Linked DNA regions of Homo sapiens: region 2 is linked to region 1. A link is a loop called in an ENCODE intact Hi-C map of the cell type or tissue named here. Cell type or tissue: heart right ventricle. All regions are shown on one strand. Links, peaks and the distances in the headings refer to the core of each region. The heading gives the core; the rest is flanking DNA.

Region 1 (12,571 bases), core at 2,498-10,497:
CAGGCTGGAGTGCGGTGGTGCCATCTTGGCTCACTGCAAGCTCCGCCTCCTGGGTTCACACCATTCTCCTGCCTCAGACTCCCAAGTAGCTGGGACTACAGGGGCCCACCACCATGCCCGGGTAATTTTTTGTGTTTTTAGTAGAGACGGGGTTTCACCGTGTTAGCCAGGATGGTCTCGATCTCCTGACCTCATGATCCGCCCGCCTTGGCCTCCCAAAGTGCTGGGATTACAGGCGTGAGCCACCACGCCCGGCCAAGGGAGCCCTTTTCTTCTTCTCTTCTTCTCTCTTCTTCTTCCCCATGCTAGCCTTTCCTTAAAATAGTTACTTTTGTTTTTTGTTATCATTTCTACATGGGTCCCTTCGTTCAGTCTCGTAGTGAAGGTCTCAGGCAGTAACAGTAGTAACTGCTGTAATGAGGGTCTCAGGCAGAAACAGTAACTGCTGTAATGAGGGTCTCAAGTAGTAACAGTAGTAACTGCTGTAGTGATGGTCTCAAGTAGTGACTGTGGCAGTCTGCCACAGCTGATAAGTAGTAGAGCCAGGAATAAAGCACAGGTCAAATGTGCATTCTCACAACACCACACCTGCGGTTCTGTTACCGTACCAGGTTCCTTCCCCAGTGCATGACAAGTCAATACACTGAGACACCAAGCTGCAGCAGAGAAAGAGGTTAATCATCAGGCAGCCAAGTGAGGAGATGGGAGGAAGCCTCAAACCCCAAGGAATTTGGGGCTGGGGATCTTAAGGGGTTTGGATGAGTAGGGGGCTGAGGTGTGGGGATTGTTGATTGGTTGAAGAGGGCTGGGTGAGGTCATGGGACAGGGACATGAAGAAACTGTATTCTTATGCTGATTCAGTTCCTCTGAGGGGGTCTTCAAACTGGTTGGCATCAGCCATTCCAATTGAATTCAGGATCTGGAAAACATCTGAAACTTTTTTTTTTTTTTTAGACAGAGTCTTGCTTTGTTGCCCAGGCTGGAGTGCAGGAGTGCAGTGGTGCAATCTCAGCTTACTGAAACCTCCACCTCCCAGGTTCAAGAGATTCTCCTATCTCAACTTCCCGAGTAGCTGGAATTAATTTTTGTATTTTTAGTAAAGACCAAGTTTCACCATGTTGGCCAGGCTGGTCTTGAACTTCTGACCTCAAGCAATCCAACCACCTTGGCCTCCCAAAGTGCTAGGATTACAGGCATTAGCTACTGTGCCTGGCCTTAAGCAATTCTTAAAAGCCTTATGAATCTATCATTAGAGATCCTATCTACAGGAACAATGGGGATGCAAATGGTCAGTATCTAGTGCTAGGAGATTTTGAGTTAGCAAGCAGCTACCAGGAAGTGGACCAAAGTGTGGCTTGATTAACATTTAGTTATACCTATTTTTCTGTCCAGAATCTGGCATGTAATTCTTGTTAACCTTGTTGTCAGAGGTGTTTGAACCAGAGCAATTGCTTCTTGAATAGGGGCTGGGTAGAATAAGGCTGAGACCTACTGGGCTGCATTCCCTGGAGGTTAGGCGTCCTTAGCCACAGGATGAGATATGAGGTCAGAACAAGATACAGGTCACAAAGACCTTGTTGATAAAACAGCATATGCAGTAAAGAAGGCAGCCACATCCCACAAAACCAAGACGGTGATGAAAGTGACCTCTGGTTGTCCTCACTGCTCATGATACACTAATTATAATGCATTAGCATACTAAAAGACACTCCCATCAGAACCATGACAGTTTACAAATGCCATGGCAACGTCAGGAAGTTATCCTATGGGGTCTAAAATGAAGAGGAACCCTCAGTTCCAAGGATTGCCCACCCCTTTCCTGGAAAACTCATAAATAACTCAACCCTTGTTTAGCATATAAACAAGAAGTTACTATAAGTATAGTCAGTCCAGCAGCCCATGCTGCTGTTCTGCCTATGGAGTAGCCATTCCTTTATTCCTTTCCTTTCCTTTTTTTTTTTTTTTTTTTGAGACAGAGTCTTACTCTGTCGCCCGGCTGGAGTGCAGTAGTGTGATCTCAGCTCACTGCAACCTCCACCTCCCGGGTTCAAGTAATTCTCCTGCCTCAGCCTCCTGAGTGGCTGGGACTACAGGCATGTGCCACCAGTCCTGGCTAATTTTTTTTTTTTTTTTTTTTTTTTGTATTTTTAGCAGAGACGAGATTTCCCCACGTTGGCCAGGCTGGTCTCGAATTCCTGATCTCAGGTGATCCGCCTGCCTTGGCCTCCCAAAGTGCTGGGATTACAGGTGTGAGTCACTGCGCAAGGCATCCTTTACTTTTTTCTTTTTTTTGAGACAGCGTCTTGCTCTGTAGCCCAGGCTGGAGCGCAGTGGCATGATCTTGGCTCACTGTAACCTCCACCTCCGGGGTTCAAGCAATTCTCCTGCCTCAGCCGCCAGAGTAGGTGGGACTACAGGCACGTGCTGCTACGCCTGGCTAATTTTTGTATTTTTAGTAGAGTCAGGGTTTCACCATGTTGCTCAGGCTGGTCTCAAACTCCTGACCTCGTGATCCACCTGCCTCAGCCTCCCAAAGTACTGGGATTACAGGCAAGAGCCACTGCACCCAGCCTACTTTTTGTTTTTGTTTTTTGAGATGGAATCTTGCTCTGTCGCCCAGGCTGGAGTGCAGTGGTGCGATCTCGGTTCACTGCAAACTTGGCCTCCAGGGCTAAAGAGATTCTCGTGCCTCAGCCTCCTGAGTAGCTGGGACTACAGGCGCATGCCACCACGCCCATCTAATTTTTGTATTTTTAGTAGAGACGGGGTTTCACCATGTTGGCCAGGCTGGTCTCAAACTCCTGACCTCAGGTAATCCATCCGCCTTGGCCTCCCAAAGTGCTGGGATTACAGGTGTGAGCCACTGTATCTGGCCTCCTTTACTTTCTTAATAAACTTGCTTTTAATTTACTCAGTGGACTCACCCCAAATTCTTTCTTGCAGGTCTACGAACCCTTTCTTGGGGTCTGGGTAGGGATCTCTTTCCTGTAACACTGTGAGTACGGTTTCAGTTCTCTCAAAGTTTTTGGTGCTGTGACCTCTTGAAATTTAAAGATTATTGAGGATCCTAAAGAGCTTTGGTTAATGTGAATTATATAAATTGGCATTTTCCATATTAGAAATTAAGGCCGAGCACAATGGCTCATGCCTATAATCCCAGTGCTTTGAGAGGCTGAGGCAGGAGGATTGCCTGAGGCCAGGAGTTCGAGACCAGTCTGGGCAACATAGTGAGACCGCCCCCCTGCACCCCCCGATCTCTAAAAAAAAAAAAAATTTGAAAAAAAATTGAAAAAAAAAATAGTTGGGTATGGTGGCATGCACCTGTAGTCCTAGCTACTCAGGAGGCTGAGGTGGGAGGATCACTTAAGCCTAGGAGTTTGAGGCTGCTGTAAGCTACAGCTGTGCTACTTCATCCCAGTCTGGGCAACAGAGCGAGACTCTGTCTCTAAAAAATTTAAAAAATAAAAGATATTAAAAGTGATAAATTTTAGAATATTTATTCATCTAAAAATAAACCCACTAGCTTTTAACATAAAATATACAAATTTTATCAAAAATAAATATATATATCCCAGAATAAAAAACATTAGTGAGAAAAGATGTCTGAATCTCTTTAAAGTTTGGCTTAATAGAAGACAGTTGGATTCTCAGGTCTGCATCTGCGTTTAATCTGTTTTGATATGTTGGTTCATATGAAGTATATGAAAAAAATCAGGCCTCTTATAGTCTTTTAACGAATTGTTGGCTGGGCGTGGTGGCTCACACCTGTAATCCCAACACTTTGGGAGGCTGAGACGGGCGGATCACGAGGTCAGGAGATCGAGACCATCCTGGCTAACACGGTGAAACCCCGTCTCTACTAGAAATACAAAAAAAATTAGCTGGGCATGGTGGCAGTAAGCTGAGATCGTGCCACTGCACTCCAGCCTGGGTGACAGAGTGAAACTCCATCTCAAAAAAAAAGATCTTTACCACTGGCAAAACATTATCTGTGTGAGTAAAGATAATCCTGATGCTGAGCAGTCAAAATACAGAAATACCTTTACTTCTAAAGTTGGCATAACACTGCAGCTGTCATTTGTAACTCTGTTTCAAATTTACCTGTTCATCTATAAAAAAGAAAGACAAGTAAACTTGTACCCCCAACCAATTTACTTATAATGAGAGGTTGGAATAGATTATTTCAAGCATTAACTTTTTATTCTTTGATTTTTTGAAACTGTCAATGAAATGCATGCTCAGGCCATTTTTGCACAGCTTGTTATCTGTGATTTTCTTGAGCTTAATGCTAACTTCCTATCAAATCCACTCAAGATATTGCCTGGTTCACTGGACATACATGTCTTTCAAATTTTGAGTCCACTTTCTACATTTTCTCCCAAATATCTTATCAAAATTGATAGGTTGATGGTCTAAGGTTAATCTGAGTTTCGTTCTTTATTTGTCCTGCCAAACTTTGGTGGAAATGTTAATAAACAATGAAAGGGCCCAGACTCAGTAAGCATGAATAATGGATAATTATCTTTCTGAATAAATGGTTAGAGGATAAATAGAAAAAAAAAAGCAAATTTCCTGGACAAATCTCCAAGGGGATAGTGGGCAGCCTCAAATTTGAGTGCAGAATGTGTTGGGCAAATATCTACTACATAATTGTCCCTGGATTCTTAAATATGTAAAAAGAAAGTTCACTGTAGAATTACTGATAATTTCTCTTTTAAAAAGTGTTACAATTATAAATGACATGTAGAACAAGGGTCCCTCCCCATTTCTAGTAGGAGACCTAGTTTAATGATTCTAATTTTGCAATGTTCGTTGTGACAACTGAGTTGGTTATAGGCTCACTGAGGAGAATTGTCATATTCATCTTTCTACTCTCAGCTGCTAGTTCTGGCATGTAACAATCATTAAGTGGTTACTAAATTTTTTATTTTCCATTGCACTGCCATGTCTTAGCCCCAGGTGCTCCTCATATTTGGAATATTATAATAGGTTACTAAATGCTTTTCTTGCACACCTGACTCTATGCCTGACCACGCCGTCACCAAATCCATTTTATATATATTGCGGGCCTGATGATGCCATCTAAATTAATGCATTACTACACAGCTCAAAATGTTTTCTACTGTCTTGAAGTTTAACATTTTACTACTTTTCCTTGTTGTCATAGCAATATTTCTTAATTTGCCTTATACTGATTTGTGAACTTGTTAAAAATATAAATGCTCAGACAAAATCAGAAACTTTGGGGTGGAGCTTGGCAATCTGTGGTTTAACAAGCCTTCCAGGTGATTCTATTGTACACCAAAGTTTGAATGCCACTGTACTAGCCTGTAACAATGACTTAGGGCAGTGTTCTCAAACTTGGCTGCACACCAGAATCACACAGGGAGCTTTAAAAGAAATATTGATGGGCCGGGTGTGGTGGCTCAAAGGCAGGCAGATCGCTTGAGCCCAGGAGTTTGAGACCAGCCTGAGCAACATGGCGAGACCTCAACTCTACAAAGTCAAACAATACAAAACAGGCATGGTGGCACGCCGGTAGTCCCAGCTACTCAGGAGGCTGAGGCTGCAGTGAGCTGTGATCGTGCCACTGCTCTCTAGCCTGGGTGACAGTCTGTCTCCCCCAAAATTACTGATGCCTGGAACTTACCCTCAGACATAATTGGCCTGAGGTGCAGAAAACATTTGACTAGGTGGACTTATAAGTAAAGGTGATAAAATTGAATGCTTGAAATAAATTCATGTTATTAAAGTATCATTGTTTACTGAAGTTCTGTATAAGATTTAATTTGAAGAAAGGGATCTGCTACTAATGGTCTGAAAAACCACAGTACTACAGACTCAAGTCTAAAGTCTTAATTTTGCAGTCAAGACCCAAGTTTACTGCCTTGCTTACTTAAACCACATACTAGCTCTACTCCCTAGTTCTAATACATATACCTACAAAGGGGAAAGAACATCAAACTGAGGTCCCAGATGCCATACATTCTGGTTCTAGCCCTTTGGGACCTTGGCAATCACTGACTCTTTGGGCTCCTGTTTCTTCATTACAAAGTGAGAGGCTTGAATCAGATGATCTCTAAAGCCCCTTCTGACTCAGTATTTTAGCATTTCCACATTCCAATTAGTTGGTTTCCCAACTTAGATTGCATTGTCTCCTCTTTGCTTCTCTAGGTTAACTCATCCTAAGGCATAGTTTGGGTTCTAATTGGCCTTAAGATTTCTTCGGCACAGCCTAAGCCTCTTTGACCTCTTAGGCATCTTTTTATGGCTGCCTGTTCTCCCCCTGGGTAATATGATCTCATACATTTCTTTGTATTCCTAAATGCCCAATATATAGGTACACAATGTTGACTTTTTTTCCTCTCAAGACCATGAATTCTTGCCTCTGCCCTTTGTATATTTCAACAATAGCTATGTTGAAAGCTCTTTTTGGCCTGATGAGCTATCATTACTGTGCCAAAGGTATCCAATTCATATCCTGTATATCCTAGAAATTCTCTTTTGATTGCTCAGCCCCTAGTTTCCAACTAATTATTTCTCCAAAAATAGCGCTCGGCCGGGCACAGTGGCTCACGCCTGTAATCCCAGCACTTTGGGAGGCCGAGACAGTGGATCATCTGAGGACAGGAGTTGAAGACCAGCCTCGCCAACATGGTGAAACCCCGTCTCTACTAAAAATACAAAAAAAATTAGCCAGGCATGTTGGCGTATGCCTGTAATCCCAGCTACTCAGGAGGCTGAGGCAGGAGAATCGCTTGAACCTGGGAGGAGGAGGTTGCAGTGAGCCAAGATCGCGCCAGTGCATTCCAGCCTGGGCGATAAAAGTGAGACTCTGTCTCAAAAAAAAAGTAAATAAATAAAATAAAATAAAATAAAATAAAATAAAATAAAATAAAAATAGCTCTCTTCTGGCCTCTGCTGGTGTGATAGCAGAAAACTGTTTCATTCTTTGCTTAAGTGCATGCCAAAGAATTCAAGTGTAAGGACACTTAAGTTTTCTTTTGTCTCTCTTCTCTTTTCTTTTCCTCTTCTGTGAGACAGGATCTTGCTCTGTCACCCAGACTGGAGTGCAGTGACACAACCTCGGCTCACTGCAGCCTCGACTTCCCAGGCTCAAGTGATCCTCCCGCCTTAGCTTCCTGAGTAGCTGGGACTACAGGCACACACCACCACACCTAGTTATTATTATTACTATTTTGAGATGGAGTTTTGCTCTTGTTGCCCACCCAGGCTGGAGTGCAATGGCATGATCTCAGCTCACTGCAACCTCCGCCTCCCAGATTCAAGTGATTCTCCTGCCTCAGCCTCCCGAGTAGCTGGGATGACAGGCATGTGCCACCACACCTGGCTAATTTTGTATTTTTAGTAGAGATGAGGTTTCTCCATGTTGGTCTGGCTGGTCTCGAACTCCCGACCTCAGGTGATTCGCCCGCCTTGGCCTCCCAAAGTGCTGGGATCATAGGTGTGAGCCACTGCGCCCGGCCTATTATTATTTTTTTATGAGACGAGGTCTTGCCATGTTGCCCAGGCTAGTCTTGAACTCCTGGGCTCAAGTGAACCTCCAGCCTCAGCTTCCCAAAGTGCTGGGATTACAGCCGTAAGCCACTGTGTCCAGTCAACACTTCGGCTTTCTAAGGACTATTCTAACAGTTCAACTCGGCAAAGAGAAAGACTGAGGTGTCACTTAAACTGCTAGATATGCTGAAAATACACAGTTGGATAGTAAAATTTGAGATACAGTTCAAATGCTTATTTCTGCAGTGGCATTTTTCAAAATTAAACTCATGGATGTTATGAGATGACAAAGATGACAAAGTAAGATTCTTAGGTGTTTCTTTAAAAGCTTGCTCTTTTAGAGAATATTTGTCAAATTTTGTCTAATTCTGACACTGTACTTAGTATCATGCCTGGTAAAGTGCTGAATAAATGTTTGTTAAATAAATGAACTAGTGTTATTTGGTTTATGTAACATTAGTCTTTTTATGTAACTGAATTACAAATGAAAGACCATCTTGGAGCTAGGCTCAGTGGCTCATATCTGTAATCGTAGCACTTTGGGAGGCCGGGGCAGGAGAATCACTTGAGCTCAGGAGTTCAAGACCAGCCTGGGCAACATAGTGAAAACTCATCTCTATAAAAAAAAAAAAACACAAAAAATTTAAAGAAAGACAATCTTGGGAGAAATCTTTGCCCTCTTTCAAAGTTATTTCTTTCAGAGCGTCTAATGCCCTACATACATTTAAAAATACATGCTAGTTGCAGTTTATTATTATTATTATATTATTATTTTTTTGAGATGGAGTCTCGCTCTGTCGCCCAGGCTGGACTGCAGTGGCGCTATCTCAGCTCACTGCAAGCTCCGCCTCCTGGGTTCACGCCATTCTCCTGTCTCAGCCTCCCGAGTCTCTGGGATTACAGGCGCCCGCTACCGCGCCCGGCCAATTTTTTGCACATTTAGTAGAGACGGGGTTTCACCGTCTCTCCTAAATCGAGCCAGGATGGTCTCGATTTCCTGACCTCGTGATCCGCCCGCCTTGGCCTCCCAAAGTGCTGGGATTACAGGCGTGAGCCACCGCGCCCGGCCTATTTTGTTATTTATTGAGACAGGGTCTCACTCTGTCATCCAGCCTGGAGTGCACTGGCGCGATCTTGGCTCACTGCTGCCTCAACCTCCCGGGACTCAAGGGATCCTCCCACCTCAGTCTCCCAAGTAGCTCCTGTGCCACCATGCCCGGCCTAGATGCAGTTTAAACTGAGTTACTAATATATTGAGCCTATTGGCAGCAGCCTTGCCAGTTGGACTTTGAGAAAACTTTTCACCGCATGAAATGTTTTAGGGAATATTCTTCTGTTTCATCTGGCTTTTCTCTCAAGGTAACATTATCATGTCTTCTACACATATTTGGGTATCCATGATTAACTCATTCAGACTGTCCCATTTGACAACCTTAGGTTTCAAACGGCTTAATCAGAATATCTCTTTACTAAAGGTAGGCAAGCTGTCAGTCAAATGTTAAGTGCGACATATAGGTTCTACATGTTTCCTAAGTTTAAATCAATAGTCTCTAACTTTAAAAAGCTTGCTAGTGGCCAAGTGTGGTGTCTCCTGCCTGGAATCTTACTACTTTGGGAGGCTGAGATAGGCAGATCACCTGAGGTCAAGAGTTTGAGACCAGCCTGGCCAACATGGTGAAACCCCATCTCTACTAAAAATACAAAAATTAGCCGGGCGTGGTGGCGCACGCCTGTAATCCCAGCTACTCAGGAGGCTGAAGCAGGAGAACTGCTTGAACCCAGGAGGTGGAGGTTGTATTGAGCTGAGACTGTCACTGTCACTCCAGCCTGGGTGACAGAGTGAGAGACTCCATCTCAAAAAAAAAAAAAAAAAAAAAAAAAAAAAAGCTTGCTGGCAACCTGAAATTCTATGTAACTATGTAACCAGTGAATGACATACATTCTTATGAAAATATTATCTAACGTGTATTATACAAATGCTTTACAAATGTATAAAGCCCTTTAATATACATTATCTTTTTAAAGAAAAGCTTGAGTGCAGTGTCATAAACAGCCATTTTGCATTTAAATGTTATCTAACCCAAATGTTTTTTAGTTTTGAGAGAGTTTCACTGTGTTGCCCAGGCTGGAGTGCAGTGACGTGATCTTGGCTCACTGCAGCCTCCACCTCCCAGATTCAAGCTATTCTCCTGCCTCAGCCTCCTGAGTAGCTGGGATTACAGGCATGCACCACTACGCCTGACTAATTTTTGCATTTTTAGTAGAGACGGGGTTTTGTCATGTTGGCCAGGCTGGTCTCAAGGTTTTGACCTTAAGTGATCCACCCACCCTGGCCTCTCATCAAAGTGCTAGGATTACAGGCATAAGCCACCGTGTCCTGCCACTGAAATGTTTTTAAAATGTGTCTATTTCCTTACTCCATTTAAAGGCAGAAGTTGGTCCACAGCAGATAAGATGGGAGAGAGACCTCAGCTCACTCAACTTCACAGGGTAACTGAAGAGTAAATGAAAACTGCTATAAATGGGATGGATAGCTGTGAAGCTACCATCAAGTGGACAAACCCTACCTCTCTTTCTGCTTAGGCTGCTTCTTAAAAAGCAAAATCCATTGGAAGTATGTAACTCCAACCACACATCCTGTGGTGCCTTGTTCAAATCCAGGTGTCTCTCAAACCCTGGCCTTTAGGACTATACTATAGTGAAGATGAATTAGTAGATTCTGGAATTAGGCAACCATGGGTCCTAATTTCATCCCTACTAGTTATTAGAGGTAGCCATGAGATGGATAATTCTGACCTCTGAGAAGTCAGGAAAGTTATGAGGTAGGGCTTTCTGGAAACTTTTTTTTCTAGGGGACAAAAACAAATGCACGTACTTTTTTTCTTCCTTTTGTGCAGAACATGGGCGTGATGCTCGAGTGGCATAGACTGCTTTACAGATGCGAGGGTGAACACCAATACGAAGTATGGAAGAGCAGAAAACCAGGAGACATCTGGGTCCCTGAGGCCACTATGGAGCTGCACTAGTGGCATTGGACTGCTCACCTCTAGACTTTTTAAGGTGAGAAAAATAAAGCCAGTAATTTGTTGTTTAATCTGCTGTTTTTTGGATCCTTTTTTTTTTTGCAGCTTAACAATATTTATTAAGTGATAAGCTCACAGGGTTGAGGATCAAAAGAGAACCATCTATGTGAAGAGTATAAAACAGTTCTTGACACACAGGAAGTGGCCAGTCAATGATAACTATTATTTTTGGGAGATTATCTGACTACCAGCAGAGAACAAAAATCAAACAGAATAAACAACTTGGGAAGGGAAGAAAAGGGCTGAACAGAAGTGATGATAGGGTGATAAAAAATTCAGAATCATAGAGCCAAACAAGGTACATAAGTGGTCTGACATATAGTACATAATCAATATGTATAATTCCTTTTCCTATCCTATCTGTGAGAACACAAACTAATGCCATTTAGTCACGAGAACCTTGATCAACAAGGAAGACCAGACTAACCAAGAAGATTTTAGGACTCTGAGAAGTAAAGATTGTATTTATAAGGTTATTTATATTTGAGCGAGACATTCCACTCAATGTCTCTTTTATTCCTGCTTATGTAATACTGTCAAGATATAAATCAAAGAAATACACAAAAGAGATACTGATAAACAAAATGTCACTAAAAAAGATGGCACAGATTGGTCAGCCATCTTAATGACTCATTAATGGCTTAATGACTCATTAAGCCATCTTAATGACCTTAATACTAGGTCCTAGAGGAATAGAAAGTTGCTAAATAGAAAAATCTATTTTGAAACCAAATTGTTCATAACATTTGTCAATCCACAGAAATAATACAATAGAATTTGAACAAATGGGCAGAGAACTCAACATATTTAACTTCAGAAATGCACCAGAAAAAAAAAAAAAAGTATGGCTGGGCACAGTGGCTCATGCCTGCAATCCCAGCACTTTGGGAGGCCGAGGCAGGTGGATCACGAGGTCAAGAGATTAAGACCATCCTGGCCAACACAGTGAAACCCCATCTCTACTAAAAATACAAAAATTAGCTGGGCATGGTGGCGCACGCCTGTAGTGCCAGCTACTTGGGAGGCTGAAGCAGGAGAATTGCTTGAACCCGGGAGGCGGAGGTTGCAGTGAGTGAGATTGTGCCATTGCACTCCAGCCTGGCGACAGAGCGAGACTCCTTCTCGGAAAAAAAAAAAAAAGAAAAAAAAGTATGATGAAAAGAAAACATGTGAAGAGCTGGAAAAGTAGGACCAGATCAGAGAATAATGTTTACAATATGTGGGAAAGGAAAAAAAGTCGATATTTGTGGTCACCTTGAAAGGAATTTATGACAATGTAGTACCTGATTCCAATTCAACAAAAGCTGGAGAGTTTAAAAAAACTATGAAAATACAGTCTTTCTTTTTTGTTTTTTTAAAAAAAGACTTAAATACTAGACACTGATATGACCTAGAGAAGAGCAATTGATGAAGAAAAATCTGTAATGATTAACATGAAGTCACTGCTCAATGTAAATACCAAGGGAAGATGAAGTAAAAAGAAAAGAACTGAAAGGCAACAAATCACAGACTACAACTATTGTATTTTCAAAATTGTATTAGGTATCACTACATAAAGTAAAAACTCTTAAGTTAGAGTGCAAAATGAAAGCGCCTTATTGTTTTAAAGGTGCAAAAGCAAAATATCACAAACATTTTCAATAGAAAACTGATTTATAAATCCATTTACAGAAGATCAAAAAAATCAATGTTTAGTACCAACTTTAACTATAAATAACTAAGAAGGAAAAAACTGTCCTTCATCCTTCTGTTTCTGTTTCAACGTCTATGTCTTCTGCTCCTTGCCTTTTGGAGAAAATATTGCGTTGTAAGGCTGACGTCTTTTTGGACGAGGACAAGGATCAAGATCTTCCTTAATATAACCTTAAAAACAAATCATAAACTTAGAAGACTGTATGTGCAACATGCATTTCTTTCAGCTTATATCTAGTAAACATTTCTCTTATTTGATGCTTTGTAAGTTTACATGA
Region 2 (12,571 bases), core at 3,004-11,003, 74 kb before region 1:
AGAGATGATGCTATGTGACTTCCAAGGCTAGGTTAGGAAAGCTGCCATGTAAGTCGTCCAACTCCCAAAGGCTGCCATACTGGAAGGAAGCCCAACCCTCATGGGGAGGGCACTGTAAGTATCCCAGTTGACAGCCTGTGCTGAGGTTCCAGTGAATAACCAGCCATATCTGTGGGTAAAGATGCTTCCAGATGATTCCAGTCCCAGCTCTCATGTTGCCTCCAATCCTTGAGTCTTCCAAGCTAAAGTCCCAGAAACTGTGGAGTAGAGACTAACCATTTCTTCTGTGCCCTGCCCTGGATTCCCAGCCCACCAAACTGGTGGGCAAATGAAATAGCTGGTTTAAGCTAAGTTTGGGGTTGTTTTTTTTTTTTTTTTGAGACGGAGTCTCACTCTGTCACCAAGCTGGAGTGCAGTGGCGCGATCTCGGCTCACTGCAACCACTGCCTCCCCAGTTCAAGCAATTCTCCTGCCTTACCCTCCCAACTGGCTGGGACTACAGGCATGCGCCACCATGTCCAGCTAAGTTTTGTATTTTTTTTTTTTTTTGAGACAGAGTCTCGCTCTGTCACCCAGGCTGGAGTGCAGTGGCACGATCTTGGCTCACTGCAAGCTCCGCCTCTTGGGTTCACACCATTCTCCTGCCTCAGCCTCCCGAGTAGCTGGGACTACAGGTGCCCATGACCGCGCCCGGCTAATTTTCTGTACTTTCAGTAGAGACAGGGTTTCACCGTGTTAGCTAGGATGGTCTCGATCTCCTGACCTCGTGATCCACCCGCCTTGGCCTCCCAAAGTGCTGGGATTATAGGCGTAAGCCACCGTGCCCGGCCCAAGTTTTGTATTTTTAGTAGAGACGGAGATTTAAGAAGCTTCTCACAGAACTTGCTCAGGTGAAGCTGATCTTAAGCTGCTCATCTCTCAGGCATCCTCATCTCAGTAAGTGATTTCATCACTTATCTGATACCCAATTGCCCAGGCCAGAAATCTAGACATTGTCAGTAAGTTCTCTCTTTCCCTCACCCTCCATTCAGTCCATCAGCAAGTCCTGTGCCCTCCATCTTCAAAACATTTCCCATATAGGAGCACTTTTCACCTATGCCACGGGTTTAACCTTAATCCAAACCACATCATCTCTCTCCTGGACACTCTACAGAGTCCTCTCTGGTCTCCCTGCTTCCACTCCTGGTCTGCAGTTCCCTTCCCCACAATCAAGTCTCCAGAAGCCACAATGATCGTTTCAAGATGTCAGTTACATCACAAGCCCCAAGCCCTCCTTGCTTACCTGTCTGGTGATTGTCTGGGAATCTAGCTGGGGCTCTTGGTCAGAACATCCACATCTAGCTTCTCCGTGTGGCCTGGACTTCCTCACAATATGGTGGCTGGGTTCAGAGAAGAAGCATCCCAAGAGAAAGCAAGAGAGTCCCCCAGAACCACGTTGCTTTCTAGGACTGAGCCTCGGATGTCACTTCTGCCACATTCTATTGGTTGAGGCAGTTACAAAGTTCCACCCAAGTTCAAGGGGAGGGAACACAAACTCTACCTCTTAATGAGGCCTGCTAAGGTCACATTCTAAGAAAAGAATCTAGAGTGGAATATATATTCGTGCAGCCACCCTTGGAAAATACAATATACCACACCATCCAAAAAGATTTAATTCCATAAGTGACCAGGCGCAGTGGCTCATGCCTGTAATCCCAGCACTTTGGGAGGCCGAGGCTGGTGGATAGCCTGAGGTCAGGAGTTCGAGACCAGCCTGGCCAACATGGTGAAACCTCATCTCTACTACAACTACAAAAATTTGCCGGGCATGGTGGTGTGCACCTGTAGTCCCAGCTACTCAGGAGCTGAGGCAGGAGAATCGCTTGAACCCGAGAGTTTGGAGGTTGCAGTGAGCTGAGATTGCACCACTGCACTCCAGCCTGGGCAACAGAGTAAGACTCCATCTCAAACAAACAAAAGAAGATTTAACTCCATAAGAAAGAAAATCATCTATACACCAAAAAATATCACAAGGACAATATAAATGCAAAAGACAGGTTAAAGAAGCGCTAATTCCTCTTCTTTAGCTCCTCACTGAACTCCTCCTTTGGACATTGTGGGTTGATTTCAAGCTTCAAGGGTATTTGGCTGGTAACATCTTTTATAATCCTACAGGGACAGGAAGCCAAGAATGCTCTCTCCCTCAGCTCTACCTGTAAGGTTCACTTCAGATGCTCCTTTCCACAGCCCCTCCTCACCCCCTGTTACCAGCTACTCACCCCTTCTCCCTTAATTATTCACCTTTTAAAATCTTACCTCTCTTTAATCCCTCAAGTGTCAAGTTGTAGACCTTAAATATATACAATGCTTATATGTCAATAAAAAATTTTTTTTTCTTTTTAAAGAAGCTGGGTGTGGTGGCTCATGCTTGTAATCCCTCGTACTCAGGAGGCTGAGGTGGGAGGATGACTTGAGGCCAAGAGTTTGAGACCAGCCCAGGCAACACAGCAAAAACATCTTCGCTAAAAAAAAAAGACAGAGAGAGAGAGTATATTGAACTATAGATTTTTCAAAGGGCAGGGATTTTTTAAATTAATTACTGACCCCCTTCCTGCCCTGGTCCCATTACTGTTCACATGTATTAATTATTTAATATATGGTGGTGGAATTCACAAAGAAGTGATTGTGAACCAGGATCCAGCTCATCAATAGTTAATCCTGGAATATAGTAGGTGCTCAATTAAAACTTTTTTTTTTTTTTGAGATGGAGTCTTGCTCTGTCGCCCAGGCTGGAGTGCAGTGGCACGATCTTGGCTCATTGCAGTCTCCACCTCCCGGGTTCAAGCAATTCTCCTATCTCAGCCTCCTGAGTAGCTGGGATTACAAGTGCCTACCACCATGCCTGACTAATTTTTGTATTTCAGGAGAGATGGGGTTTAACCGCGATGCCCAGGCTGGTCTCGAACTCCTGACCTCAAGCAATCCACCCGCTTTGGCCTCCCAAAATGCTGGGATTACAGGCCTGAGACACTGCATGCTGCCTAAAACATGGTTTTTGTTTGGTTTGTTTGTTTTGAGAAAGAGTTTTGCTCTTGTTCCTTAGGCTGGAGTGCGATGGTGTGGTCTCGGTTCACTGCAACCTCTGCCTCCTGGGTTCAAGCTAGTCTCGTGCCTCAGCCTCCTAAGTAGCTGGGATTATAGGTGCCTGCTACCACAGCTGGCTAATTTTCATATTTTTAGTAGAGATGGGGTTTCACCGTGTTGGCCAGGCTGGTCTCGAACTCCTGACCTCACGCTATCCACCCACCTCGGCCTCCCACAGTGCTGGGATTATAGGCATGAGCCATCACGCCTGGCCCTAAAACAAGTTTTTAATGAATGGACTGCAATCCACCAAATACGAGACACTTATGGGAGAAGTAAGCCTAAGAGCTGATCCTTGCCTTCAGTTACTATTGACATCTTGTCCAACAACAGAAGAGCTGTTACAGGCAGTCAATGATTATAAGTTACTGATGACAGTCAGCAGGATTTAGAGAGACAGCTTTCCTAAGCATGGACAGGCAAAGTCAGAAAACATAAAGGAGAAGATTGATGGTTTCTATTGCATAAAAGTGAAACACTTTGGCTGGAAACGGTGGCTGACACCTGTAATCCCAGCACTTTGCAGGCCGAGGCAGTTGGATCGCCTGAGGTAGGGAGTTCGAGACCAGCCTGACCAACATGGAGCAACCCCATCTCTACTAAAAATATAAAATTAGCCAGGCGTGGTGGGGCATGCTTGTAATCCCAGCTACTCAGGAGGCTGAGGCAGGAGAATCACCTGAACCCAGGAGACAGAGGTTGCAGTGAGCCGAGATCGCCATTGTACTCCAGCCTGGGCAACAAGAATGAAACTCCGTCTCAAAAAAAAAAAAAAAAAAAGTTGCATGTCAGAAACCTTTAAAATTGGCATGCTCTGTGACCTGGCATTTCGACATTTTCAGATTCATGCCAAAGAATTTATTTCACAGGTCTGCCAAGATTTGTACACAAAGATGCTCCTTGAAGTATTGTTTTTAATAGCAGAAAATTGGAATTAATGTCTAGCCATTGGGACTGCTTAAATAGATCACTATAAAGCAACACTACATAGCCAACAACTATATAGCCATTTCAAATGCTGATACGAAATAACATTTAATGAAATGGAAGTATATTTACGTTATATAGCTAATTTTAAAAAATCAGATTCTCAAGCAAATGTACAATGTCATTTTTTCATCATATAGATATATACACACACATATACATATTCCATAAACATTAACTTGCAGATAAGCAGCCTAGAATGATTTATACCAAAATTTTAGAATTCTGAGTGATTTTATTTTTCTTGTCTCTTTTATGTGTTTTTAAACATTCCACACTCACTTATATTACTTTTTCTATTCAAGGAAAAAAATACCATTATTTCTCTTTAGTGGTGTGGAAGTTGGCCCTTAAATATAGATGGGAATGCCAGTTCGGCTGTTTCCTTTGAAAACATCTCAAGGCCCCAGGGGTGCACATTTACAACAGCCCGTTCTCTCCTGAGAGTAGAGGGAGGGTGGGAGGAATTTTGGTGAATGTCTGTACTTGCAATTCATCCTGCAGTTAATCTTTAAGACTGTGGGAATAGGTGCTTTGCGTTCCCTAGAACTGAAGCACATAGGTCTGGTTTGCCGTCCTTTTGTCTATATCACGTGGAAAGGTCTGGGCGTGGAGGCCTGCCTTAATCTAAATGCCACACCAGCCCCATCAGGGGCATTTCTGTTTCCTAAGTGATCCGACAGATGTGCTTTATTTTCTCCCATCAGAAATAAAGGGATGATATCATCAGTTCTATACACTGCACGTGGGGGTGGTGGAGAAGTGAATGACAGCATTCTGCAGGATAGAACCAGATGGGTGTGAGAAGCTGGATGGTAAGAGGGAAACAAAGTTTACTTATCTTCTTGATTTAGCTCTCAGTTTTATGAGGATACAGAAAAATCATGCGAAGAAACCTGATGGGAATAGTCTCTAACACTAAAAAATAAAGCAATGGGGCCGGGTACTGTGGCTCACGCCTGTAATCCCAGCACTTTGAGAGGCTGAGATGGGTGGATCTTGAGGTCAGGAGATCGAGACCTCTTGGCCAGCAAGGTGAAACCCCATCTCTACTAAAATACAAAAAATTAGCTGGGCATGGTGGCACGTGCCTGTAGTCCCAGCTACTTGGGAGGATGAGGCAGGGGAATTGCTTGAACCTCGGAGGCGGAGGTTGCAGTAAGCTGAGATCACGCCACTTCACTCCAGCCTGGCAACAGAGCAAGACTCTGTCTCAAAAAAAAAAAAAAAAAAAAAAGCAATGACTCAATCTTCAGGAATTCCTCTGACTCTATTTCCAAATATAATTCCTATATAAAACTACCCCCCTGCACTTTAGGGACCACTAAGCAACTGAATATTACAAGACAGAAAAAAGGAAGATTAACAATATGTGTTCAGATGCTTGCACCAAATATTAAACCTTGTCAGTTCACCATGGTTATACCCACGGGGGATCTGTGGGTATAAATAAAGACATTTCCTTCAACTTCAAGGTATTTGTTTTTTCCACTGTGCTATTTGCTAGAACCAAAAGATCAGGAAATGCTTCTAAATGCTCAAGTGTTTTAGCTGACTTTTTACAAGGTTTCCTTTGGATTCAGGAAGCTTTGAATGGCATAAATGGGCTCTGTGCAGATGCTTCTAGAAAGTTTATGTGTGCTCATCTCAGAGATTCCCAGAGAGTGGCTACCTCCACATCCCACCTCATGGGGCCCATGACCGATGACAATAACGTCAAAGGAGGCTGTAACTCTCTCTTAACTTTTTCAGGCTTGAAACCACAGAAAGCAATAAATTCAATGACACATATGATCGGCATCTTTCCCGTGCCAGCAGCCACGGCTGTGAGCCGCCAGGGACCCAGTTGTGTTAGAGACCTTGACCTCATAGAGTTGACAGCTGGGAGTGAGAATGGAGCTAAGGTGGGGACTGCTAACAGGCTTCTGGATATTTCTGTTCTTATTTTATTCTTGGATAAGATGACAGAGGAAAATGATTTTAAACAACCTGTTTGATAAAACCATTGGCGTATTTAATGGAATGCCCTCTACAAATGCTAAAGGGAAATTTAATAATCCCACAAAGTCTCCCAACTCTCTCCCTTTCTAAATACAGTTGCATGTCCTACAGCTACCCCACAAATCTCTCTCCTCTTTTCCTCCACAATCTCCCAAATTCACTCCCAACCCAGCCTCTGACTTCTCTCTCTCTCCTTTTTCTCATCCTTTTCCAGTGGATGGGTCCTTCTTCCTCCAGCAACTGTCTCTTCTTTCCCGTAAATCAAGTCAGGTCAATCTTGGCCCTTCTCATTTTCCTCCTTTCCTTCAACCGCACAAACGCAGGCACGGCATCTACCAAGAAAGACCGACTTCTCCTTATTCAGTGCGGGAACTCAGCCGGTTATATACAGTTAACTGGTTCCACAAATGCGCAACCTGAAGCAGAGAGGGCAAGGAACTTACCCAAGGCCACACAGCCTGGAAGTAGCAGAACCAGTCTTCAAACTTCCTGATTTCAAAGCTTGGGCTGTTTCCAAAGTGCAGGGGAGGCCCTCAGGGAGGGTTCTGGGTGGATGAGGAACAGAATTAAGTCCTGTTTACCGACCGCCATGTCCTCTCAGACTCAGGGGGCGGATCCGCTTCCACGCCCAAGACAGGAAACAGCCTTTCTCCCGGGAAGCTCCCTAAGGTCTGCGCCTCAGGAAAATTGTCCATCCCCATATCTTGGAAAAAAGCTTTCTTGCTCCCAGAGGCCTGCACAGGGGCGTCCACGCTGGCTTCCTGTGAATGGCGCCCCTGGAGTTGCGGGAGGCATTTTGCCCCTGGCTGCACAGTTCCTTTATTTCTCATGACGCTTTTTTGGAGGCCTTGAGGAGAAGAACTGCAGCATCTGCTCTTGGTTCACAGCCCTGCCGAGGTTCAAAGCCCACGGTTTCTCACTAACGCTTCAGGCAGGGCCAATCAATACCCTAAGCTTCAAACTCATGCTGTGTAAGGAACCTGTAAGAACTGACACCTCTGGGTTGCAGTGAGCCGAGGTCACGCCACTGCACTCCAGCCTAGGCGACAGAGGGAGACTCCGTTTCAAAAAAAAAAAAACTCCTCTGGTAGTTGCAGGTGTTTCAAAGGCTCTGAGAAAAGAGTGTCCCAAATATATACGTAAATACATGACCATCTTCTCAAGAAGTTACTGTTATGTAAAGTTCAAAAAACAACCACTTTAAGGGGAAATTGATGGGGTTCAGAACATGCTACCCTAAACTATGGCACCTTGGTATTTGAGAAAACAGCCCTGAAGACAGGCACACAGAAGAATCTAAACAAACAGGTCCTGCTGGGTTCCCTTCAGTTTATTCCCATTGGATCACATCCTTTTCCCTTCCAGTCCTATTTCTTTACAACTGTCCACTTTTCGTTAAACTAAAAGTAACAATGCACAAGTTTAACCATTTCTTTGGGTCTTAAATGCTGAAGGCTCCCGTGTCATGTAAAACTTACAATGAATTAAATTTGTATGCCTTTTCTCTCCCTCTTTTTCTTTTTTCTTTCTTTTTCTTTTCTTTTTTTTTTTTTTTTTGACACAGAATCTTGCTGTGTCACCCAGGCTGGAGTGCAGTGGCGTGATCTTGGCCCACTGCAATCTCTGCCTCCCGGGTTCAAGCAATTCTTGTGCCTCTACCTCCCGAGTAGCTGGGACTACAGGTACGTGTCACCGCGCCCAGCTAATTTTTGTATTTTTGGTAGACGGGGTTTCACCATGTTAGCCAGGCTGGTCTCGAACTCCTGACCTCAAGTGATCCGCCCGCCCTAGCCTGCCAAATCTTTTTGGGACGAAGTCTCACTCTGTCGCCCAGGCTGGAGTGCAGTGGTGCGATCTTGGCTCACTGCAACCTCCGCCTCCTGGGCTCAAGCAATTCTCCTGCTGCAGCCTCCCAAGTAGCTAGGATGACAGGTGTGCGCCACCACGCCTGGGTAAGCAAATAAATATATTTTTTTTCTTTTTTGGGACAGGGTGTCACTCTGTCACTCAGGCTGGAGTGCAGTGGTGCAATCATAGCTCACTGCAGTCTTGACCTCCTAGGCTCAAGCAGTCCTCCCACCGCAGTCCCTCAAATAGCTGGGATTATAAGTGTGTGCCACCATGCCCAGATGATTTTTTAAATTTTTTTGTAGAGATAGTGGTCTTATTATATTGTCCAGGCTAGTCTCAAACTCCTGGCCTCAAGTGACCCTCCCTCCTGATCCTCCTTCTTTGGCCTCCCAAAGTGCTGGGATCACAGGCATGAGTCACCATGCCTGGTTCCTTTTCTCTTGCTAATCTGTCTTTTGTATATAGGGGGTCTCATGTATGAACCTTGCAATGGGTAAAGAAAAGAAATCTGGCCAGGCACTGTGGCTCATGCCTGTAATCCCAGCACTTTGGGAGGCCGAGGCGGGCAGATCACCTGAGATCGGGGTTCCAGACCAGCCTGACCAACATGGAGAAACACTGTCTCTGCTAAAAATACAAAATTAGCTGGACGTGGTGGTGCATGCCTGTAATCCCAGCTACTCATGAGGCTGAGGCAGGAGAATCACTTGAACCCGGGAGGTGGAGGTTGCGGGGAGCCGAGATCACGCTATTGCCCCCCAGCCTAGGCAACAAGAGCGAAACTCCGTCTCAAAAAAAAGGAAAGAAATCTTCCCTCAGCTATAGAACCTATGAGGCATTTTGGTGAGTATGGGACAAAAGAACAGGAAGAGAAGAGACTTCAAAATGTCTGAAGAAACAATTCTGGGCTAGAGGGCACAGTGGCTTCTCCTCTCCCCCTGTCTAGATAGGCCTCCCTGGTTTTTCTGGGGCCTCCAGAGTCAGAACTCCACTTTCCCATGGCCAAACGTCCGCAGCCACTTCCTACCCTGCCCCCTGCCCCAGGTAGCTGGTGGCCAACGTGAAGGCCACCTACAGTAAGAAAAGTAGTCCTACATCTCTGGACCAAAGGAGGTTTTCGATGAGTGAAATTCCATGTGCTTGGGGTTTGAATAAGCCTGGACCTCCTAATTCATTTTTAATACTCATCTTTGATCTGCTTTTAGCTTAGTGACCAAACAATAGTCAACTGGTTCACCAAAACCAGAATGAACAGGTGCTTTCTGGAAGCCTCCTCCTAGGCTCTTAAAAAAATATAAATCAACAAAGTGTATATAACGTGAAAACATGATTTGACAACATATTCCCTAAACATAGGTGAAAATTTTGAAAAAATCAAAATAAGATTTTAGAAAGAAGCACATTTGCTTTAAATGAGTGACCCCAAGCACATAGAGTTATGAAACTCTATGTGCTTGGGGTTTGAATAAGCCTGAGCTTCATACTTCATTTTTCATACTTGTCTTTGATCTGCCTTTAGCATAACAATCAATCAACAAACTTTGGACTGACTACTTAAAGAACCATGGTGGGAGAAACCGCGCTAGATTCATTATCTCCCTACCAGAATTGCAGGGGGAAAAACAACATTCTTTCTAGCTTAGCGTTCAGAAGAAATCCCTTTATCAATTTATGTCAGTTTTAGCAATTTAGACTCTATTAAAATGTGGAGCAGCAAAAGACTGAAACCTCAGAATAAGGAGCTGGCCAGGCAGGGTGTCTCATCCCTGTAATCCCGGGACTTTAGAAGGCCAAGGTGGGCAGATAGCTTGAGCCCAGGAGTTCGAGACCAGCCTGGGCAACATGGTGAAACTCCATCTCTACAAAAAAAAAAAATTTTTTTTTTAAATTAGCTAGGTGCAGTGGCACGCCTGTAATCCCACCTATTCGGCAGGCTGAGGTGGGAGGATCACCTGAGCCTGGGAGGTCGAGGCCACAGCGAGCTGAGATTGCGCCACTGCATTCCAGCCTGGGTGACAGAGTGAGAATGTGTCTCAACAACAACAACAACAAATTTTTTTAAAAAAGAATAAAGAGCTGAGAACAGCCTTTCTAGAAACTCAAGAATTAGTATGCTAAAACGATGTGTCAAAACTGTGGTCTTTTTGTATTTTTAGTAGAGATGGGGTTTCACCATGTTGGCCAGGCTGGTCTCAAACTCTTGACCTCACGTGATCCACCCACCTCAGCCTCCCAAAGTGCTGGGATTACAGGCGTAAACCAAAGCGGGCGCCTGTAATCCCAGCTACTCAGGAGGCTAAGGCAGGAGAATCGCTTGAACCAGGGAGGCAGAAGTTGCAGTGAGCCAAGATTGCGCCATTGCACTTCAGCCTGGGAGACAAGAGCGAAACTCCGTCTCAAAACAAAACAAAACAAAACAAAAAAACCTGTGATCTTCCTAGAAACTCTCAAGAAAACCCTGTCTTCACAGGAACTGTCCAGTCGTTTCCCTTCAAGTGCTTGCGAGTGAACCCCAGAACATGAACAGCATCAACTGCTTTGTGTCTCTGGTTCCTTTTCCAGAGGAAAGCACGCTGTTGTTAGGAAGTGTCTGTATGTTGTGAGGTTCTTACAGCTTATCAAAAGCTCTTCATTAAGAGAAATGCGTGCCAGCAGGCATAGCAATAAAAAGCCTCAGATAGACAGACACACACCCTTCAGAAATTCAAACATTCATGCCTGTGTCAACAAGATTTCAGATAAGGACAAACCTAAGAATCCAAACATCATATTCTACTCGCCCTCACCTCACCTGCCTCTGCCTGCACTGTATTTTCATGCATTTTAATTTTCTTTTTTTTTTTTTTGAGACGGAGTCTCGCTCTGTCACCCAGGCTGGAGTGCAGAGGCGCGATCTCGGCTCACTGCAAGCTCCGCCTCCCGGGTTCATGCCATTCTCCTGCCTCAGCCTCCCGAGTAGCTGGGATTGCAGGCGCCCACCACCACGCCTGGTTAATTTTTTGTATTTTTAGTAGAGATGGGGTTTCACCATGTTAGCCAGGATGGTCTTGATCTCCTGACCTCGTGATCCACCCGCCTCGGCCTCTCAAAGTGCTGGGATTACAGGCATGAGCCACTGCACCATGGCTGCATTTTAATTATTATTATTATTATTATATTGAGACAGAGTTTCACTCTCGTTGCCCAGGCTGGATTGCAATGGCACAATCTCGGCTCTCTGCAACCTTCACCTCCTGTGTTCAAGCGATTCTTTTGTCTCAGACTTCTGAGTCTCTGGGATCACAGGCATGTACCATTGTGCCTGGCTAATTTTGTATTTTTAGTAGAGACGGCGTTTCTCCATGTTGGTCAGGCTGGTCTCGAACTCCTTACCTCAGGTGATCCTCTTGCCTTGGCCTCCCAAAGTGCTGGGGTTATAGGTATGAGCCACCGCGCCTGGCCTTCATGCATTTTTATTAGGTAGCCAATCATCATCCCGATTTGTATCTACTTTGGCATTGCCCTAGGAAATACAGTTTCTAATTTGTAGAATAAAAACATTTTTCGTGTATTACTGGACTGTGAATTGCAATAACTTAATTAAGGTATAAAAGATCTATGATAGCCGGGCACAGTGGCTCACACCTATAATCCCAGCACTTTGGGAGGCCAAGGTGGGCAGATCACTTGAGGTCAGGAGTTCAAGACCAGCCTGGCCAACATGGTGAAACCCCGTCTCTACTAAAAATACAAAAATTAGCTGGGTGTGGTGGCATGTGCCTGTAATCCCAGCTATTTGGGAGGCTGAGGCAGGAGAATTGGGAGGCTGAGGCAGGAGAATTGCTTGAACCTGGGAGGTGGAGGTTGCAGTGAGCCAACCAAGATCTCACCACTGCACTCCGGTATGGGCAACAGAGCAAGACTGTCTCCAAAAAAAAAAAAAAAAAAAAAAAAGGCTGGGCACGGTGGCTCACGCCTGTAATCCCAGCACTTTGGGAGGCTGAGGTGGGCAGATCACGAGGTCAGGAAATCAAGACCACAGTGAAACCCCGTCTCTACTAAAATACAAAAAATTAGCCAGGCGTGGTGGCGGGCGCCTGTAGTCCCAGCTACTCGGGAGGCTGAGGCAGGAGAATGGTGTGAACCCGGGATGGGGAGCTTGCAGTGAGCCGAGATTGCACTACTGCACTCCAGCCTGGGTGACAGAGGGAGACTCCGTCTCAAAAAAAAAATAATAAAAATAAAAAAATAAAAAGAGAAAAATATCTATCATATGTAGTTTTTAAAAATCACATTTGGAATGAACATACTGATTTACTTTAGGCGCCATGAATATTTTGACCCCAATGTTTACATGAATTACACGGCAGGTTTATCTTGATCATGGGTCTTATCATGACTCCTGCAGATTTATTGACTCTTGGCGGAGCTGATGGATCAATTCTTTTAAAGTTGACTTCAGAGACCACACTACTACTGATTCACTTCTAATGTTTTGGTGAATATGATTCAAAAATATTCCAGTCTATCATTCATGATGTATTTAAGTGAATCTCTATTATGTTTGGTAACAATTTTTAGAAAAGAAAAAAATGAATAAATAAAAAGGAATTTATCAAAGTACAGGGAG

The links. Hi-C counts contacts between places; a loop is a spot of excess contacts. Peaks named below come from ENCODE experiments on the same cell type or tissue, not always from the same donor. Only the 100,000 strongest peaks of a DNase experiment are listed, where the experiment ranks them.
Region 2: a loop joins it to region 1, with 3 times the contacts of the local background. A loop is called at or near these places in 13 of 110 quality-filtered maps.

Annotation. Positions count from the first base shown.
Region 1 is chr18:23,026,036-23,038,606 of GRCh38, reverse strand. RBBP8 (RB binding protein 8, endonuclease) reads right to left here. Exons shown (of 19, transcript NM_002894.3): 19 at 12,121-12,464. The coding sequence ends at 12,367. Among named protein-coding and RNA genes, the nearest start is that of RBBP8-AS1, 99 kb to the right of the region's middle. In heart right ventricle, for the core only: a CTCF peak has its summit at 6,930 (motif pointing left); no DNase peak of the experiment used is centred there.
Region 2 is chr18:23,100,077-23,112,647 of GRCh38, reverse strand. LOC124904266 (a long non-coding RNA gene) reads right to left here and starts at 6,716. Exons shown (of 2, transcript XR_007066311.1): 1 at 6,555-6,716; 2 at 6,103-6,443. RefSeq lists enhancers at 6,372-6,871, 6,872-7,373. In heart right ventricle, for the core only: no CTCF peak of the experiment used is centred there; a DNase peak (open chromatin) is centred at 6,537.